Regions from separate parts of the Homo sapiens genome. Here region 2 is linked to region 1. A link is a contact called in ENCODE Hi-C or POLR2A ChIA-PET data. All regions are on one chromosome and are shown on one strand. The core of a region is the stretch at or near the end of the contact, and the rest is flanking DNA. Distances in the headings are between cores, read along the strand shown. Region 1 overlaps LRMDA (leucine rich melanocyte differentiation associated). Region 2 holds the start of ZNF503-AS1 (ZNF503 antisense RNA 1).

Evidence for each region. Hi-C counts contacts between places; a loop is a spot of excess contacts on that map. ChIA-PET counts read pairs that join two places held with the same protein, here RNA polymerase II (POLR2A).
Region 2: a map of prostate gland shows a loop between it and region 1 (2.8-fold over the local background). The contact joins the promoter of ZNF503-AS1 here to the enhancer-like site in region 1. A Hi-C loop is called at or near these places in 1 of 168 maps with a recorded cell type or tissue (prostate gland). POLR2A ChIA-PET finds 5 or more read pairs at or near these places in 1 of 52 experiments (AG04450).

Annotation. Positions count from the first base shown.
Region 1 is chr10:76,247,440-76,254,868 of GRCh38, forward strand. All of the region lies in intron 5 of LRMDA (leucine rich melanocyte differentiation associated), which reads left to right. Among named protein-coding and RNA genes, the nearest start is that of KCNMA1-AS1, 640 kb to the right of the region's middle. RefSeq lists a silencer at 4,532-4,826. Within about 2 kb of position 4,757, at least 6 of the 41 ENCODE cell types and tissues checked have a DNase peak (open chromatin) inside an H3K27ac peak, as active enhancers do.
Region 2 is chr10:75,292,660-75,300,088 of GRCh38, forward strand. It overlaps ZNF503-AS1 (ZNF503 antisense RNA 1), which reads left to right and starts at 3,724. Exons shown (of 4, transcript NR_038226.1): 1 at 3,724-3,992; 2 at 6,293-6,415. It also overlaps a transcript of ZNF503 not described here. RefSeq lists silencers at 2,425-2,534, 2,555-2,604.

The DNA of each region.
Region 1 (7,429 bases), core at 3,507-6,006:
GGGCCTCTGTGACAACCAAACACATTTGCTATTTGGAAAATAATTATAGATCCTTTTGAGAGATTCAGCTGCGGATAAAACTGGAATACTCTGGCTAGAAAAGTACTTGCTATGAAATCCATTCACCTAGTGTGATAGATTGTTAAAAATGGCCACTTTTATTCTATCCCTGTATGCATGAATCCCCCCTGCCTCCCGCAACCCAACCCAGCAAGGTGTCTGTAATATTCCTCCTATCAAGAGTAGAGTTTCTCTACCCACCTCTTGAATGGGGGCTTGACCTTGTGACTTGTTCTGGTCAGTAGGGCGTTAGCAAACATGATGTATCAGAGGCTTAGAAAGCATTTGCATGTGGGGTCCTACCCTCTTCTTGACACCCTAAGACTGCCATGTAAAGAGATTGGAGTGCCTTCCGGAGGTTGAGAATATTTGGAGCAGACAAAAGTCATCCCAGCAGAGACTCCCTGGACCAACAGTGAAGGTACCTGCATTTTTGCTAAAAAGTCCAAGTGGAAGGGTATTGTTATATGCAGTCCTATCATGTTTTCTCAAATAATGGGGAAAGGACACAGGTGTCCATATATGCTCGTGAATCCAGCCGTCTTCATTGGAAAACGTGTGGCCTGCAGAGATTCAGTGGAATGATCTTACCCCAATAGTCCAGGACAGTGGCTCTCAATTGGGAGCTATTTTGACTCCCAAGAGTCATTTAATAATGTCTGGATACATTTTTAATTTTTGTACCCCCAGGGCAGGAGTATGCTACTGGCATGTAGTAGATATAGGCTAGGGATGCTGCCGAACATCCTACCATGCACAGGACAGTCCCCACAACCAAGAATGATCAAGTCTGAAATATTGATAGTGTTGAGGTTGAGATACCCTGATCTGGGCAATTGTTGACTTCATGTCAGGTTTTACAGAGTTCCTTAACATATCTAGGCAATACTTCACCAGACTCCAACCCTAGCCTCATCTTCTTCAAGAGCAAGTTCTCTCTTTGGGAGTCTCTGAAGAGTCCGTCAAAAACATTTCTTAACATCCTAAGACATGCCTCTTTAGGGTTGGATAAAGATGATTTTCTAATTTTAAAATGCCTTCCTAGCCCCAGATTTTGTGCTTATATTGCAGAGAAGTAGATTGAATACCGGAGGGAAGGACATGGATCAAGGTGGAAAGTCAGACGTAAGCAGAGCTACATTTGCAGAAAGTATGAGTTCAGTTTAGTTTTTGCTTATGGACCACAAAGATGGCCCTCACCTCTAAACCTTGAAGAATTCCAGAATTTTTCTGGGAGAGGAACATCTCTATCACATCTGCCACAGCGGAAGGCTTTGTGCAGGATAACATATCATTGGCTTGAGAACAGAGTGAGCATGTGTGGAAGGGCCTGTAATTATTAATATGACATTGGCCATAATTTATCATGTCATACCACCCACTTACAGCAGCCTCATCCTATGAAATGCTAAATGCCTTTCTTATCAACACTTGATGGGAAAATGCTGTTCTGGCATCTTCCTCTAAGGGAAACAGAAATCTAACCATGTTCCTTACAGCCTAGAACTCTGTACACAAAGATCAGACTTGTTTTTCTCCCTGAAAATTTATAGGTATTTACAAGGACTCATATCCTGTTTGCTATTTAGAGGGGCAATGGAGTGAGAAAGAATTATGTAGCAAGTTTCTTTTTCTTGAGATTTGCTCAAGCTGCTCTATGACTTAAAAAAACTCAGATATTACTCCCCATTTTTATGGGCAGCTTGCTGTTTTCTATTCTTGCTTTCCTCACCGACTTTCTTGGCAAAGCTATGCTTGAGTACTCCTAGCGGGTGGCTAGATTCTCAGTGAGATGCTTCTGTCATAAAATACCCTAGAAAAGGAGGTTCAATTCATGATCCAGGGTGAAGTCCTTGTGTTTTAGTCCTATTAAATTAAAGAACCAACTTTTGCTGAGTGTTCCAAGACTGGATTCTTTCTTCCCTGTTGTCGTCAGCTCTCAGTAGGTGCAGACCTTCTGCAGAACTCCGATGGCACCCATGAAGGAAGAGGAATCCACTCTTATGGTATCAGAGCTTTATGAACCCTTTCTTAATATTAGAATGGAATCCTACAGCCAAGAGAAAACTGTGTCTCACATTCAAAGAGGCAGACATTGGAAGGAAAATATTCACCTTCTGACAAGTTTTAAAGAAACAGAAAATATTGCTTCTTTTTAAATATTTGCCTGGGTTTGATCACTTAATATTTTTTAATAGGTCACAATACTGCATTTCCAGGTAGATCGACTAAAATGCTTGGAGAATGGTTCTGTTTAATTTATTTGCCTAGTTAACTTACAGCAAACCACAAATTATTTATTTATGTATTTATTTATTTTTTGAGACAGTTTCACTCTTGTTGCCCAGGCTGGAGTGCAATGGCATGATCTTAGCTCACTGCAACTTCAGCCTCCCAGGTTCAAGTGATTCTCTTGTCTCAGCCTCCTGGGTAGCTGGGATTACAGGCATGTGCCACCACGCCTGGCTAATTTTGTTTGTATTTTTAGTAGAGATGAGGTTTCGCCATGTTGGCCACCTTGGTCTTGAACTCCTGACATCAGGTGATCCACCTGCCTCGGCCTCCCAAAGTGCTGGGATTACAGGTGTGAGCCACCTCACTGGGCCACAAATTTTTCATTTAACACAGTTGAATATGATTTCATGACTAAGGTTCTCATTGCTGAGTTATCATTCTTCAGCTGGAGAAGGGGAGAGGGAAGGTGCACTGATTCCCAAAGATCCCCTGGCATATTGTGAAGCAAGATTGAAAGATGTATCCTGGAAAAAATTCATTAGTTTGACTCTCTTTTTAACTGCATTCCTATAAATTGAGACTCTACTCATTTAAGGTGGTTATGAGAATTGAGTGGATATAATGGGATACAGAGGGTGGCACATTGCAAGCTTTGATGATAAATTATGGATGTTATGATATGTATGTACTTTCATTTGTAAGTAATGATTTTTATAAAATATTATGATACATTTCTAGGCTGACCTTGAAGGAGAATACTAACATAACTTTGGAAAACCAAAAAATGAAAAAAGGGTATCCGTTTCTCATCATGAATAGGTTTCAAATCTCGTATTTGGAGCATTTCAATTTAAGTTTGAAGAAGCAGGACTGAGGTCACATTTTTCTCCATTGGACATTCTTTCTGATGAATAAGTATTAAAACTGCTTTGAATTTGGTTTCCCCCTTAGATAAGAAATTATTTTTTCCATACAGTCTTTTCTTTGCACCTGAAGGAGCATTGAGGGTGAAAAATAGAGGCCTGTTTCCTGTTCCTAACTGGAGCCCTCCAAGGTTGTCAAACTAGAGCAACAACTTTGTGGGATTTATGCCTGGGACCTGTCAAAGTAGAATTATCATAGCAAACCCTCTCTGCTATCAATCAGAGGGGTATTGGGGATGGCAAGGGCAGGCATTTTTCAAATTTCTTTACTGTGCATATTTAGTCTTGTGCCTGGGGGAGGAAGAGCTCCTTTGAACAGTTCTTGTAGATTTCTTTTCCATCAGATGGCAGCTCACAAAACTACTTAATCTTCCCCAAAGGGCTTCTCTCATTGGCCTGCTGAGAAAAACAGCCAAGGAAGAGAGAGTGGGGGAAGACAGGGACAATCCAACAGCAAATCCTAGAAAATAACGCATTGCTTTCAGAGGACGTATGGTCTAAGTCTGGTCACACTGATATCATGACTTAGAAAAGCACACTGTCCATTGAAGGTTATCTCCCGTCGCTTCTTTTTTTTTTTTTTTTTTTTTTTTTTTTTTTTTTTTTGAGACGGAGTCTCGCTCTGTCACCCAGGCCGGACTGCGGACTGCAGTGGCGCAATCTCGGCTCACTGCAAGCTCCGCTTCCCGGGTTCACGCCATTCTCCTGCCTCAGCCTCCCGAGTAGCTGGGACTACAGGCGCCCGCCACCGCGCCCGGCTAATTTTTTGTATTTTTAGTAGAGACGGGGTTTCACCTTGTTAGCCAGGATGGTCTCGATCTCCTGACCTCATGATCCACCCGCCTCGGCCTCCCAAAGTGCTGGGATTACAGGCGTGAGCCACCGCGCCCGGCCCTCCCGTCGCTTCTAAGTATCATGTGGACATTTAGCAACAGCACAAAGCTGACAGTGCTATCATAGCGGTGTGAGTATTCTTCTGTCCTCCAGAGCCATTTCCCACATTTGTCAAGACAAAGGTTGAAGGGGACCGGACAAGGGAAATGGGTCACCCATTCATTCCCATCTGTCAGAGGTTTGCTTTGTCATGATAACATTCAAGGAGCATGTTTATCTATCCCGCTACTGGAGGTTAAGGCAAGGGTAACAAGAAGAGAAGAAACCCTGTTTGAAAAGTTTACAAATCCTGCCGTGAGGGCTGTAAACAGAGTCCAGCCGGTGGTGGAGCGTGTTAAATACTGCCACATTGATAGGGACCTGGTTCCCCGGCACTAGAAATCCACTCATGTAAACAGAGGAACTGTTGCTGTGAATCGGGTCTGTTTTGACTTAAAGTCTAAGAAACACATTGCCTTCAAAGTGAATTCTTAGGTGTCACTTCCCATAAGTTATGGCAGAAGATTACAAAGCTACTGATATAACATATTAGTTTGATGGACAGAATTATACCCCCAACGCTTCCTGCTCTCCCCAATGACGCACACTAACTTAGTGTACTGTGACAGCTGCCTTGATTTACCACCAGTCCGGGAGGCCAACCGGGAGAAGGAACGTTCACATGGACGCAGGGCCTGAGACTGGCCTGGAGCCTAGTTTATAAAGCTGCCCTGTAATTCACCACAAATGTGTCACCATTAAAAGAGGAAAAAAGGATTGCAGATAATAAATACTCTTTAATTTATTAGCTAACAACAAAGAGATCAGAGCCAGTTGTGATGTGATTGTTTGACATAATATTGTCAAGGAAAAAAAAGCTAAGTTGACCAGAGAGGTAAATTACACATTCAAGCAGATGCATCAACTCTTGGCTTGTCATAAGCCCAGCTAAACAAAACACCACACAGAGGGGAGGACTGGCCAAGAGCAGAGCCATTTATCTCTGAAAGAGACATATTCAAGAGCAAGTGAAATAAGACATAGTTCTTTTGGACTTGGTCAGAGGCCAGGTTTTAACTGTTATAAATTAAATGTTTTGTGTATAGGATTTGGCAATTCTAGTTGCCTTTGTCATGGTAGGGAGATGTTAGGTTTTTCTGCCTGTCTTAAACTCATGGTTTGGTCAGCTGGGGTGTGTGTCCTACTGCTAGATATTGGAGGATCACTACCTTTTGGTAATTAGCAGATATTGGGAAGGTTTCTGTATGTGGCTTGTGATAAAATCAGTGGCTTTAGAAAAACTTGTAATCGCCTTCGTTTTCTGCAATTCTTCCTCTACAGTTGTTGAGCAATACTCACACAGGTCACCAGGCAGGAATTCATATTGATATTAGACTCGTGGAACCTGAGGATTGGAAGAAACATTTCATCCCGCATCCCACCCAGGACATGCAGACAGTTGTGTATGAGCGGGGCAACTTCCAGGGAGGCCAGGCATCTGCCGTGTGTTATTGTAACATAGCTCAGAGTCAACCAGTGCTTTCTGGGCTTTTATTTTTATATAAGCGACTGCCCAGCAAAACTCTCCCATCCCTTGCTTGGGAAATTGAGTTTTCAGATCTAAGTGGGTACTTTTGCTTTGTTTTGCATATTATGGGTCTTTGGGTTTAGCCTATTGTTAGAACAGATTTCTGGGTTTTATTCAACAGTCTGGAGGCAAGGATAGAGTCCTGTGGGTAGGTTTAAGGACATTGATTCATGGATCAACATTTTTTTGATGTAGTTAATTGATCTGCTATGAATTGCATCTCATTTATTTTATTTGTTGCAAAGCAATATCATGGGGGATTTTTGTTAGATGTCTTATTGAAATCAATTTATAATGTTTATGGTCTCACTGATCTACCAGCTGAATAACTGTTTCTAAAAGACAGAGCTAGAAGGCAGGGAGGGAGAGAGAGAGAGAGAAAGGGAGTGGAGAAGAGAGGGGGAGAGAGAGAGAGAGAGAGAGATTGATTTGGCCTAGCTCATTCTAGGTAAAAAGATGTACTAGCTCTTAAAAGTTGCTACTATCTTTTCAACGTGCTCATATATCATATATTTAACATAATTTTTTACAATTTTAGTGTCATTATTTTTAGAATCTTCTGTTCCTCCTTTAAAAAATCAACAAAAATATTTGCCCAAATTTGCTTTTTATCTGTATTTTTTCAAATATTAGTAACATTGTTTCCATGAGCAGATCTATAAGAATTTTTTTGTTGTTGCTATTGTAAAATAAGATACTATTTGTATAGGTCTAGACACCAGGCATCTCCTATGTCTCATAAGCTCTCTAGGGCCTCATTCTTCCATTTCTTTTTTCTTTTTTACTTTTCACTCATCAGTCTAGCCCAAGGATATAATTTCATGATGGAGAAAATAATGACAAAACAAGAGCTTAGTTTTAATCATTCTGCCTTTCCTCTGTCATTTGGGATTTCTTTTTTTAACAACCATTTTCCAACAGTAGACTTATTTTCTTCCTTTGAGCATGGTTTTCATAAGTGACTTCTTAAAATCTGAATTCACTAGAATATGCCCCATACAGTTATACTAGTTTGGTTTCTTTCACTGCTTCCCTATCCTCAAGCTTCCCCAACCTTCCTTCCTTGTTGTCAATATTCATAATTATATACTCAGAATTTCACTTTTAGTAGCATCCTTCCTTCTTGAATTTCATGTCCTATTAGGATCAATATCTGTGGAAATTACTATACTATACTATACTATACCATACCATACCATACCATACCATACCATACCATACCATCCTATCCTATCCTATCCTATGCTATGCTATGCTATGCTATGCTATGCTATGCTATGCTATGCTATGCTATGCTATACTATACTATACTGAAATGCTATAGTCTCTTAAAAATAAAGCAAATCCAATCAAGAGTATTCATATATTTGTGTTCCAAAATATGCAAAGTTATCTCCAATTAGGCACGGTCACTTTCTCCTAGGGGTCTCATATCTTCCATACCACCAATCTTTTTATTTTTTAAGTTTGATCATGTTGGCATTTGTTCTGCTATATAATGTATATTATGTTGCTACTTTTTGAATATGTTCACTAAATGCACTTCTGCCTGATTTTCCTGGTTTCCAAAAAGGATTTTCCCTCTTCACCTCTTCTCCTCTCCTCTCTCTCTATTGGAAATACCTTTCTTTTCAGCAAGGTGTTCTCTTCCACTGTCACATTCTGGGCATGATTACCCACCACCGTGAGTTTAGTTCAAGTTCATTTTATTTTAGAAGTTACGACCGGTTTTATAGGAACAATGTGCCTT
Region 2 (7,429 bases), core at 2,474-4,973, 960 kb before region 1:
GGATAGAATGATTGGCCAGGCCTGGGTCATATGTTTTTCCCAGTGGCCAGTGATTCCACAGGCACCTAAGGGCAAGAAACAGGATACCTAGACCTCAGGGAACAGGCAAGTCCAGCAGTTTAGGAGGAGAAACAGAAGCTAAGCTGTCTTCTTGTGGTCTCCCTGGGATCTCGTGTCTGCTTCTTTTTGCCTACCTCCTCGTTCTTCTGTTTCCTTGTGAACATTGGCTTTGGTATTTTTTTCTTCCTCAGCATGTATGTACATGGCTCAAAATGGCTGCCCCAGCCCCGAGCCCTATGTGACTTTCGAGAGCTCCACACCACCTGTGGCTGAGTTCAGATGTTCAAGGAAGAGAGAATCCGATGGGTTGCAGGGATAGGTGTTAAATACTGGACCCATCAGTTGTGGCAAGGGTTAGGGATTTGTAGTATAAACACGGCTTCCGAGGTCTTCTTCCCCTTTAGCTGGCCTGTAGGGGCAGTTCGTTGGAGAAGGGGGCTGTGTGTGGGGCAGGCATTTCAGAACAAGATATCTTGCTCGTCCCAGGTGACCCAGAGAACAGCAAAGCATGGCACCATCCTGCCCTCAAGTAGCTTCAAGTCTAGCTGAGCAGGTGAGAGGCTCATCTGGGCCAGGGGTCATAGGACATCAGAGGAGGGCAAGGTCATTGTGGGCCAGGACAGGTGGAACAAGTTGCCTGGAGCCAGTGGGAGTGCAGCTGGCCTTTCCAGGTAGGCAGGAAGGAAGGGACATGACCCTGTGCCATGAGGAGGAGACGTTGCCTCAGCAGATGCTCTTTTCTTCACACCTGAGCTGGCCCTGCTGAACAAATATGCAAATGGATTTGAAGAGTCCTGTCCATTAGGGAGCTTTTCCTCAGAGCATAAGCACTGGTCTTCCTGAGGCTTCTGTTTGACTTCTCATAACACCCTCTGTCCTGGGATTACCAGAGTGCCCCCCCCGTCCACTCACCATCTGTGTGTGTGCGTGTGTGTATGTGTGTGTGCGCATGTGTGTGTGTGTAGGTTATGGGGAGTTTTTCATGATGTTTTGGAAAGTCAAGGAGTTTCTTCTCTCCTCAAAAGCCAAGAATGGAAAAAAAAAATCTCCAAGAATAAAAGGAGGGAAAAATAACCCTTTGCATTTGGAGAATGTAAAGAGATCTGTAAGCATCCTAAGGTGGAGACTTCTGTTGTCATGCTGTGGTCCAGGAAAGTCCTGGACTTGCCCAAATTCTCATGGCTGCGACTAGAACCCTGGCTTTTACTGCCAGCCCAGGGCTCTTCTCTGAGCCCTCAGGGACAGTGGGGAGTGGGCCTGGCAGGGGTGGTCTGTATGTGACAGGAGTGGGGGAATGCCCCACCTTCACAAGGACGCAGTAGAGGCTCAATCCTAAAAAACACAGCCCAAACCAAGTCCAGAGAGGATTTGGAGGCTCCGGGGAGGAGCTAAGAGGTTACCAGCGTCTCCTTTGGGAAGTGGGTGAGAGTCCATCCCACATGCCTTATCTGGGCAGATCTCATTTCCTGGTGGAGGAAAAGGAGGAGATCTTTGTGTTTCTCCTCTGTTTTTTCCCTTTCAGACAGACCAGACATCAGATCTCAGTCAGATAAATCCAGCTGAAAGAAAGGGGCTGAGGCCAGGGCTGGCACAAAGAAAAGGATCCCTTGCCAAAGTCACACAGGAAGATACTCCAAAAGACCCTCGCCCAAAGAAGAGGGCGGACGGGGTTCCCCTGGAGCTCCCTTTCCCTAAGGGCCTGGCGTTGGGCTTTCGATCCTAGTTCCACATGAGGTTTCATGTAAATGATTGTATTATTATTATTTTTTTGCATGGGTGAAAAGTCACAAATTATTAACGCTGAATTTCAAAGACTGCAGTCTTCTCACTCTGGGGTGGCATCTCTTCACTGTTCAGGCACGGGCAGCCTCACAGAACGGACGTGGCCCAGACCTCACTTGACCTCTGAGAGGCCCTGAAGGCAGTCGCCCAAGGGCAGGGGCAGGGGACAGGGCGGAGGGGGAGGACACTGAGCGGAGCGGGGAAGGAAGAGAGAGGAGGGGTGGGGAAGGAGAGGAGGGGCGGCGGGGAGCCCGGAGAGAAAGAAGGGAGACCCCGGAGAGGAAGAGGGGGAGGCCCGGGAGGGCGCGCGGAGGGGGTGTCAGCGAGGGGCCGCCTGTCAGGGTTCTATCTGCGCGATGATTGATGCGGGCCCGGGTTTTTCTGTCAGCCTGTCACGGCGCAGGAATGTTTAATGTTCTCATTATTGGTTACGCTGTTGTGTATATTTCTCTGTCAGCACCGCGGACCCAGCTGAACTGGCAGAGCACTTCAAAGGCCTACGGGTCATTCATCATCCCCATGACGCTCCGGCAAATGCTCAGCTTCAGCCCCGCGCCAGGGATTTGTTATGACTTGCGAGCCGCCTGACAGACAGGGCTGCGGCGGCCGGGAGGGGACGCGCGGGAGGCGGGCTCCGGGCCCTTCCTGTCACGCCGGGCCCGCGACTCCGACTCGGGGGGCAGGCGGCACGGCGCGGGGCGGGCCCGCCTGGGCGACCCCCGGGAGGGGTGGCAGGAGGAGGCAGGGGCGCGCCCCCTCATGGGCCCCGGGGCGCCCTCACACCTCTCCCTGCAGTCCCGCCCTCCTCCTCCTGGCGGGCGGCGGCCTCTCCCAAAGTTGTGCCGCAGACCCAGAGGTTGAGGGGGGGAAAAGCGAAACTTGCAACCGTCCAGGGCCAGGGAGGGGCGGGAGCTGGGAGCGAGAGCAGGAGAGTATCGGAGCTTTGTTTCCTTTCCCAGGCCGTGACATGATTAATCGTTTTCTTCTGATCTAATTTTGGAACATGAAAAACAGCACATTTGTCTTGAAGAAAAATGATGTGCCGAACTGCGCAGATGGAAATTTCGAGCAATGAGAAAGATTAAAGTGAAACCCCACTCCTTAGACCTAATCATGAGTTGTAGATTATTCTGTCGGCCCAGCCAGATGGTAGCTCTGATTCCACAGCCCCTTCTTATATTAATGAATACTCGACTGTTATATTTGACTTAGGTAAGTGAAATGTCTATCAGAGCTAATGGACTGCCAGCCAGCATAACACATGTTGTACCGCTAAGGGTCCTTCTGCATTTTTCATGTTTTATACTAATGTAGAACATTTTGTTTCCTACTGTTTTTCATCATTGTCACTGTTTGCTAAATATTTTCACATGGAAGGGGGGAGAGAGAGAGACAAAGTCAGGAGGAAAAAGAACCCCCCTCCAAACTTGTGTCCAAAGCTAATTTCCTCCCGTTGGGCTTGGCTATAACTCTACAAGTAAAACAGTCACCCCGAGCAATACGTACAGGAACTCAATAGTAACGTGATTAAGTTCCTAGTCAACAAGACTACACTCGACTGTATGTTAACAAACCTAATTATAGCCCCGTGGTAATAAATTGGGCCAGGGCCCTGGCTGCACATCTCTGAGGTCATGTCTAGGAGAGCTGTTTGACCCTCTTGTCTCAGGGAAGAGAATTGTCCTGGAGAGGGGTCCCTGTCTCAGCATGGTAGAGGGGCTGTTTTCTCCCTGACCTAGTTGTCCAGCCCCTGGGAGGATGGGTGGATGCCAGGAAGCATTTCAGAGCGGAAGGTCATCGGCATGAGAACTGGGTATTAGGATTTGCTGGAGGAGACCGGAAGGGCAGTGGCTTCTGAGCCATTGGCCCCTTTCACGTTGTGAGTGGCATCAGGATGTCTGAGAGGAGAGCATGGTGTTTTTGCTTCATTGGATCCATGCAGGTCTTGGAGGGTGGTGGCCCACTCTTTCTGGGCCAAGTAGAGGGTGGCTCAGACACCCCCCCTTCCTCCAGGCTTCTCATCTGTAACTGGTGAAGCCCGGAAGAGCTTGTTGTTCAAGAGGAAATCTTGTGTTACTTCTTTATGAAGGACTCCAGCCTGGTGGAGATGAATGAGTCCTGAAGATGGAATCGAAGCTGTTTGGGCACAAGTAAGCTGGAAGGGGTTGAGGGACATTTTCAAGGAGTGATGTCTTGAGAGAAAAATGGAAAGAAATCCACAGGCAGAAAAGAGATATCTAGATATGAAAACATGGGGCAGGGGGAGGGAGAGAGAGAGAAGAGAATGCAGAGAAAGAGAGAGACATACAGGAGAGGACGTGTAGGTACCAACAGAGGAGATGGCCCATGAACTCAGAGGAGAAACTCTTCTTGCCTCAGCCAAAGTGAGCTTCCTAAAAAGCCATTTTGACCCCTGCTAAAAATTCTCTCCTGGCTGTGATTCCTACGGGAGTCAGTTGCAGTGTCTTGGCTGGGAATAGGTGAGCCTCTCCATCTACCCCCAGTTTCTCTCTCCAGCCTTATCTCTCACTTGTCCTCAACTGTGACCTTGCCCTTCTGCCACATGAGCCTTCTTAGGATCCCCAAGAGTGCCAGCCTCTTTCAGAACAGTGTGATTTTATCTGTGTTTATTTCTGTCTATCCTACTCTCCTGTATTCTTTCCCTGGCAAACTCCTACTCATCCTTCAAGACTCAGCTCTCAGATCTCCTCCTCTGTGACATTTTCCTGACATTCCCAGGAGGCATTATTCATCCTCTGACCCCCACCCCCGACTCTAGCTAGGCTGCATTGAAAAATGTCTGTGTTTACAAGTCTCTTGCTCTACACCTTCCTTCCTCTACAGCTATTCCTCTGCTCATTCGTTTACTCATTCAAGAAATGTACATTAAGACCTTACTGTGTGACAGATATTGTTCTAGACACTGGGGATTTAGCAATATACAAAATCCCCTGCCCTTCTGGAGGTGTATTTGTGGATTTCATTCATTTCAGTAGCTGTATTTGTGGATGTATTAATGAGGCTCTTTTATAGTAAGAAACAGAAACTTGCTCAGGCTAGCTCTAGAAATGGGTATTACTGTAAAATGGTGGCAATAAGGAAGGCAGAAAATCTCACAGAGACCCAAGAGCAGCTGCACAGCTGAGCTTCACAGCTTCTGTAACTCGTTAATTGGCTCATTCATGGCCCTTCCTAGGCCCATGTCATTTAAGAAACTTTTTATTGTGATATGAAATACATACATAAAAGTGCATATATCACAAAAGTACAGCTCAATGAATTTTCACAAACTACAACCCATAAAGAGGTGAAGAAACATAACATTCATTACCCCAGTACCTCCTATCCTCCTTTATTTCATTTTTAAGATACATTCTCATCCCAGCTTCTCCCCAACTGTTTACCATGTGATGTTTTGATTTCTGTTTTCACTGGATTCATTTTATAAACAGCTTTATTTAGGTGAAACCTACATACCGTAAAATCATCCATTATAAATGAACAATCCAATGATTTTTTAGTAAGTTTATAAAGAGCAACCATGATCACAATCCAGTTTTAGAACATTTCCATCATCCCAAAGAATCCTCCTGAGTCAATTTTCAGTCAGTACTCAGTTCCAGCCCCAACCCCAGCCCCAGACTACCAGGTTTTACGTTTAGGTCTGGGATCCATTTTTTAAAAATAATTTTACTAAGATATAATTCACATACTGTAAAGCCTACACTTTAGAAGGTAAAATTATGTGTTTCTAATATATTTACAAAGCTGTACAAATATCACCCCTATTTAATTCGAGAACATTTTAATCACCAAAAAGAAACCCCATATCTATTCATAGTCACTCCCCACTTTTCCCTCCCTTTAGTCCTGGAAATCACTACTCTCCTTTCTGTCTCTATGGATTTGCCTATTCTAGACATTCCACATGAATAGAGTCATATAATATGTGGCCTTTAACGCCTGGCTTCTTTCACTCAGTATAATGTTTTCAAGATTCATCCATGTTGTAGTATGTATGAGAACTTCATTCCTTTTTATGGCCAAATAATATTCCATTGTATAGATTCACAATATTTTGTTCATCCATTCCTATACTGATAGACATTTGGATTGTTTCTACTTTTGGCTCTTATGATGAATAATGCTGTTATGAACATTTATGTACAAGTTTTTATGTGGCCATGTTTTCAGTTCTTTTGGGTATATATGTAGGAGTGGGATTGCTGGGTCATGCGCTGACTAGGTTTAACTTAAAATTTTTTAATATAAATTAAAAAATGTTTTATTTTTTATTAAATAAACAGAGATGGGGTTTCACCTTGTTGCCCAGGCTGGTCTTGAACTCCTGGACTCAAGCAATCCACCTGCCTTGGCTTCCCAGAGTGCTGGGATTGCAGGCATGACCTACCATGCTTGGTGTATGTTTAACTTTTTTTTTTTTTTTTAGACAAGGTTTCACTCTTGTTGCCCAGGCTGGAGTGCAATGGTGTGATCTAGGCTCACTGCAACCTCCACCTCCCGGGTTCAAGTGATTCTCCTGTCTCAGGCTCCCAAGTAGGTGGGATTACAGGTATGTGCCACCATGCCCAACTAATTTTGTGTTTTTAGTAGACATGAGGTTTCACCATGTTGGTCAGGCTGGTCTCGAACTCCTGACCTCAGTTGATCCACCCGCCTCGGCCTCCCAAAGTGCTGGGATTACAGTTGTGAGTCACCATGCTCAGCCTTGTTTAACTTTTTGAATGTGATCTATTTGAAGTTAATTTCTGTGTATGGTATGAGGTAAGAGTTTAAGTTTATTTTTTTGCATATGGATATCCAGTTGTCCCCCATAACGTTTTTTAAATCATGAATTTGCATGGGATTTTGTCAGGTGTTTTTTCTGCATTTACTGAGTGAGCTATTGAACTTTCTGAGTATTACTGTCGAATTATCTATTTCTCCTTTCAATTTCATGAGTTTTTGTTTTACGTATTTAGGGGTTCTGTTGTTCAGTGCATATATATTTATAATTGGTATTTCCTAATGTATTTACAATTTTATCATTATAAAACATCCTTTGTCTCTAATTATCGGGGGAAATTCAGCCAGATATCGGGCAAAATTCACCCCCAATATTTCACGTAGGTTCTTTTCTATTTTCCCTAAGCGCTGGCCAGTTTGAGAAATAAAGGGACAGAGTACAAAAGAGAGAAATTTTAAAGCTGGGCATCTGGGGGAGACATCACATGTCGGTAGGTTCGGTGATGCCTGCCGAGCCGTGAAACCAGCAAGTTTTTATTAGTGATTTTCAACAGGGGAGGGAGTGTGTGAATAGGGTGTGGGTCACAGAGATCACATGCTTCACAAGGTAATAGAATATCACAAGGCAAATAGAGGCAGGGCAAGATCACAGGACCACAGGACCAGGTTGAAATTAAAATTGCTAATGAAGTTTTGGGCACCATTGTCATTGATAACATCTTATCAAGAGACAGGGTTTGAGAGCAACTGGTCTGACCAAAATTTATTAGGCAGGAATTTCCTCATCCTGATAAGCCTGGGAGCGCTATGGGAGACTGGGGCTTATTTCATCCCTACAGTC